2 separate regions of the Homo sapiens genome follow, and region 2 is linked to region 1. Evidence: chromatin loops called from intact Hi-C (ENCODE). Cell type or tissue: endothelial cell of umbilical vein. All regions are shown on one strand. Links, peaks and the distances in the headings refer to the core of each region. The heading gives the core; the rest is flanking DNA.

Region 1 (2,831 bases), core at 248-2,747:
ATGTATGCTGTTTAGCTCAATTTGAGGGAAATTTGATGGTAATTATAGGCACAGTTTTTCTGTTAAGTCTTGAAAAGGAACCTATCACAACAGTTGAGAAAACCTGGGTGATAAAGCATAGGAGCAGTCCATATTCTCCAAGAAGTATACATATGAGGGTTCTTATAGGATCTTTAAATGAACACATGTATACACACATGCACACACACACACATTCACTCACACAGCATAAAACCAAAACATCCCCAACTCCAAAACAACTTAAACAAAAATGGACAAGTAGAGAGAGTATAATGTATAATAATAAGACTAGAATAAACTATAACTTGAAGTACTGAAACTGAAAATTTATAGCATTTAAACATGATTACAATAATTGCTGGCTTCATATGATATTTCATAGGTTTTAGTATTCTTAGGATCTCTTTTTTTACATTTAAAATATTAGATTATGTGTCTATAAAATAATACTTTTAATATAATTTTTTAGTTGAAATTATTAGATTTAAAAAAATCCTGTTTGAATTTATAACAGCCCGTCCCCTTAAAGCCAGCAGGCAGAAAACAAGCAACTCAATTTGAGTTGAAATTGAAGATGAAGATAAACAACAGTACTTGCCTAAGATGATAGGAGGTTTGATTCTTTTAAAGTCAAATACAGTAATTATTGTTTTGTTTAGTGACCTTAAGGCTTTCAATTATTAAATAAAAGCTGCAATCACTCGTATTTCCAGAATTAAGAGAAATCCATATGGATCACCATTATGCATGGAAAAAAATTGCCATTATATATCTATATGTTTTATCTTGGGACATGGTGAGGACTTTGCATTTTCCTGTCCGCAAACTCCCAGAATTTTGTTAAGTCATTGGAAGCCAAGCATTAAGTACAAATAGTTTCAGTTTCCATATTTCCTAGCAGGCCAGCCAAGAGCCATCCTAGACAGATGGAAAGAAAAGGTTTATTCCTGGAAAATATGAAGACATTCTTATACTTGTAAATATTTTTTTACCCCATATTTTTGAAATTAACATCTCATTAGCATAGGTTACATTGACTTGTGTTTATAAACCAGCTCTGCATTTCATTTTAGAGCAAGATGAAATATTCATTTCTTTTTTTTTTTTTTTTTTTTGCCATCTTCTAATGTCATATTTACAATAAAGAACATCTGGATATTTGCAATTGGAGAAGTCTTCATGCTTTTGAAATATGACATTCAATAAATAGTTCTTTCACTGCTAAACAGCAATCAGCATGTATCAGATTGTTGGACAGACTTTTTCAATAAAAAGCATTTGCTTTTTCTATTGTTTAAGACATCTTAATATTATAGGTAGGTGGTAAGAAAGCAGGTTAGGCTTTGGGGAAAAAATCTGAAATTTTGTAATAATTTCTGTAATTATGCCAACATAGTTAAGTCTTTATGAATAATGGCCCTTTTTCCTCTTTTGGGCTGACCTGGAGTCCTTTTAAGTGTGAGCATGATGTTACAATACTGCCCCCTACTGTAAGACTTTGGATAATCCTTTCAAAGGAACTTCAAGAAAAACCAGAAGAAACTAACAGATGATTGGGGACAAGCATATCTTATTACATTTGGCATTTTGAAAGTATGTTTTGATGAACAGTTCAGGCCTCTTAAATGCAGAACTCTAGAATAATAGTATAATACATACTTTTGTTTCTCAGTTTGTTTTCTTTTGAATTAATGTTGTTGCTGCTCTGTTCCTTTGAGTTAAACAGAGGAAATTTTCCTCCCCCGCCATGCTTTGGGATGATGGATCTTACTCCGGGTTTTGTGAATGTGTTTCTGTTTTAATTAGTGTTGGTTTCAAGGAATTGTGAATCTTTGAAAAAAGCACACAGGGTGTCTTTGAGGCTGGATAAAGAATGATGCTTTTGTCTATCTTCCGTGTGGCTTTGGTATTTTAATAATAATAACCAATTTTGTGGTAAAGTATATCGATTCAACCAATCCTATCTTGCAGTTCATCCAGTCTTAAATCTAGCTGTCTCTAAATAGCTTTGTATTCTTTTGCATTGAGTAAAACTATAAATTTATGTGAACAAGACATTGGCATGATTTAGACTTTTTTTTTTTTGATGAAAAGTTGAATTCTCCTTCCCCCACCCCTTTTTATGGATATTGCTTTAACGAAATGATTTCAATGACATTTCTTTTGCCAATGCATATTTTCTGACATTAAAAAACAAATCAAAAGCCACTTATCATATGAATCATTGTTAAAGTCAGCAGTAATCCACTGTGTAAAATCTCCCTGCAAAGGCGCAGAGGCTAGGGGCTTAAACCTGGAGCACATTAAATTAGTTCCAGTCTCTCGCGAATGGTCTTTGCCTGGCTTGCTTAGGCAGGCAAAACGGAAACAGGCAGTTTATAACAAGAATCTGCTTTAAAAACCATGGGGTTCATTGGAGAAAGATTTATATCCTCCACTTATATAAACATTACAAATGTGGACTGCAAGTAGGAAGGAAACCTTTATCGAAATCTCTTGAAGAGCTTTTTCACTGAGAGTAAAATGGACAGCATACACTGTTGTTTGAAGACACGCCAGCATTTCGACAATCATGTTTTTCACTGCTTTGCCTGATTAAAATGTAGCATTGTGAAGACTAACCAGACCACCTACTTTCAATTTATTTTCATGATGAGACTATGTTGGCATCAAAAGAGGAGTCAAAAGACTCTGTGCCAAAGGAGAAAATGATCATTTAAGGATTTTTAAAAAGACAAAGTAATTACATGAAGTCTTAGGGTAATGGAATCTGGACATCAGTTTCTGTCACCTCCTGATCTAAAATTATT
Region 2 (2,831 bases), core at 200-2,699, 96 kb after region 1:
TATGTATTTATTTATTATAAGTATAGACTCATGGATTCTTAATTCAATGAGTTGTAATGAATGAATTTGGGTACCTTATTGTTTTACATTTGTCAAGTAAGAGCTCCTGCAAGCTGGTTCCTATATTTTTGTTAGACATTGTGAAATTCCCCTACATAAGATTTACACCCTTTTGCCTTCCTGAAAATCATGTATAAAAATGGGCCTGTTTTTCTTCAGCCTCACCAACAAGCTTTTGTTTTTTTGTCAAACTGATGGATGAGAAATTGTTTTCAATATAATTTTAATATGAATTTTCCTTTTATGTAAAATTGAACATATTTTCATATTTTAATGTAATTTTATATCTTTTTTGTGTATTTTCTATTCCTGTCTTTTGCCCATTTTCTAGAGTACTTTTGATCTCCTTTCATCAACTTTTAAAAGTTCTTTATAAATTATGAATATTAGTTCTTTATATTATTTGCAAATATTTTCTTCTAATTTATTTGTCCTATCATTTTGCTTATGGTGTTTTTGCCATTCAATTTTTTTTAGTCAAATATGTCAATTTTTAAAAACTGCATCTGGATTTTTAGTCACAGAAGGCCTTTTCTACCCTCAGATTATAGAGGAATTATAGAGGAATTTATCCATCAAAAATTACTTGTATACTTTTACTTATTAAAAATCTGATCTATTTGAAGTTTGTGCTTACTGGATGACATGAGGAATGGATGAAAATTTATCTTTTGGAAATGGCTTTCCAATTGTCCCAACAGCACTTATTAAAATGTTCTTTGCTGCCCCAGCATTTTGAGTTGCACCTGTATCATATACTAGAATAATTTCCACCTGTGGTCAGGTCTTTTGCTGGACTTGCTGTTCTGCTTCATTGATTTGCATGTGCATTCATGTTCCAGGACCACACCGTTTTACTTATACAGATTTTGTGGTAGGTTTTAATATCTGATGTGGCTGTTATCTCCTCACAACTCTTTCTTTTCATTGTTTTTCTTGATATTCTCTTTTGGCTATTGTTTCATGTGAAAATTCATGTGTAGTAAAGTTCATTTGTTTATTTCCCAGGGGAGAAAAAGCTTATTGGTTTTTTTTTAATTGGGATGTCACAAAATTTATAAATTGACTTAGTGAGTACAAACATCTTTTGATGACATTGAGACATCCTAATCAAGAACCAGGAATGTCTTTCCATTTGTTCAAGTCTACATTTGTGTTTTGCAGAGTGTTTTATTAAAGTGTTGGTCCTATAGGTTTGAAACATTTGGAGTTTATTTCCAAGTATTATCTCTTTTTTCCATTGTTGTTGCAAATGAGGTTTTTCTCTACCATTATATCTTTTAAGTCACCCAGTGGTTCTTAAAGTTCTGATTAAAAGCACTACCAACTGCATTCTTTTCCATTTGAAACAACTATCTCAGTACAGCCAGACTGTGTGTTATGCATCAGAGATATTTCTTCCATGAGTAATTTCCTCTCTATCAGCAGATACATTTTAAACTTCACACATTACTGTTAACTAGAATCTACTGGAACCCTTCACTATCTAGAATTTAAAAGATCAACTACTATCAAATTAGAATATCATTCTGAAAACTCTGAGTTGCTCTTTGAATCAAAGAGAGTCAAAGAGTCAAAGAGAGGAACAGGACCAGAGAGAAGCCCCAATCTCCTTAGCAGTATGTCAGCATTTGGAAGTGCAGCTCTTTGACTAGGTTCATATACAGCATAGGGGTCCCTGTTGCAGATCCATAAAGCCACTGGTCCTGAGTTTCTACAAGTCAATCCTCTTTATAATGCATGAAAGCTGAAGTGTGTTTAAGTATTTTACCATACAGAAAGTATTGGTAGTTTCTTCCCTGTCCATGGAAGCTGCAGTGCTTCATGTAATCTTTGTGTTTGACATTTTTCTGTCTCCATCGACGCATTTGAAGTTGTGCCAGAGGTGGATATCTGTCTTTTTTTATACTTAATCTCTCAACTGTGGGTTTGCATGATTCATTCGAAAACATCATTTGGGGGTCGTGGTGATTATTTATGCAAAAATTCTGAGTATTTGCATAGTCATGAGATTTTAATGAAAACTTGCAAACCATTTTTTACAATTTACTTCTAACGTTGGTTATATCCTACATTCACTAAAAAAGAGATACTGAAAAATACTTAAAAAGAAAGCAAATTTTTGGGACCCAGAATAATGCTGAAGTAAAGCCAGAAATTCAGTTTCTGTAATCTTGAACACTTACTGGGTTTGGGCTGATTCCATAGGGAGCCTTATGTGTCTGTTCATTCTTTCCTGCTCCAGATTTTATTCTTACAGTACGCTTTGTTGGAATAGTTATAAAAGCAACTTTTTAATAATAAGAATTTGTAATATAGAACTAATGACCTTTCAACACCTAATTTAACAAAGGTAATGTAATTTTGCTATCTAGCGTGGATAGGAAGTGGTTCTTATGGCTAATTAAATAATCACGTTATGAAACCATTTCTATCCATTCATTCACATATGCACACATGCATGTGTACACATTTATTTTTTGTTTGTATAATTTATTTAGTATTTCATAACTATGATGGTACTTCTGATTATTGACTTCAGGACCATCACTAGGTGCCAGACACTATTATAAACAAGGTATTTATTCTTCTTAGAAGCCCTAGTAAGTAGTTGCTATTATTATCCTACATTGAACAGATGAGAGAACTGAGGCAAATTAAATAACTTGCCCAAGTTCAACCAGGTAGTAAATGTTGGCAATTTAATTCCTGAGCTCTTAACTACCACATGAGTAACAATTAGAAGAAGTGAAGGCTAAGATTACTAACAT

What was found. Hi-C counts contacts between places; a loop is a spot of excess contacts. Peaks named below come from ENCODE experiments on the same cell type or tissue, not always from the same donor. Only the 100,000 strongest peaks of a DNase experiment are listed, where the experiment ranks them.
Region 2: a loop joins it to region 1, with 6 times the contacts of the local background. A loop is called at or near these places in 3 of 110 quality-filtered maps.

The regions. Positions count from the first base shown.
Region 1 is chr4:53,196,053-53,198,883 of GRCh38, reverse strand. All of the region lies in intron 4 of SCFD2 (sec1 family domain containing 2), which reads left to right. Among named protein-coding and RNA genes, the nearest start is that of SCFD2, 170 kb to the left of the region's middle. RefSeq lists an enhancer at 1-2,831. In endothelial cell of umbilical vein, for the core only: a CTCF peak has its summit at 1,491 (motif pointing left); DNase peaks (open chromatin) are centred at 1,513 and 2,453.
Region 2 is chr4:53,100,115-53,102,945 of GRCh38, reverse strand. The region is part of intron 5 of SCFD2 (sec1 family domain containing 2); the gene reads left to right. Among named protein-coding and RNA genes, the nearest start is that of SCFD2-AS1, 170 kb to the right of the region's middle. In endothelial cell of umbilical vein, for the core only: no CTCF peak of the experiment used is centred there; DNase peaks (open chromatin) are centred at 1,435 and 1,915; H3K27ac peaks cover 2,500 bases.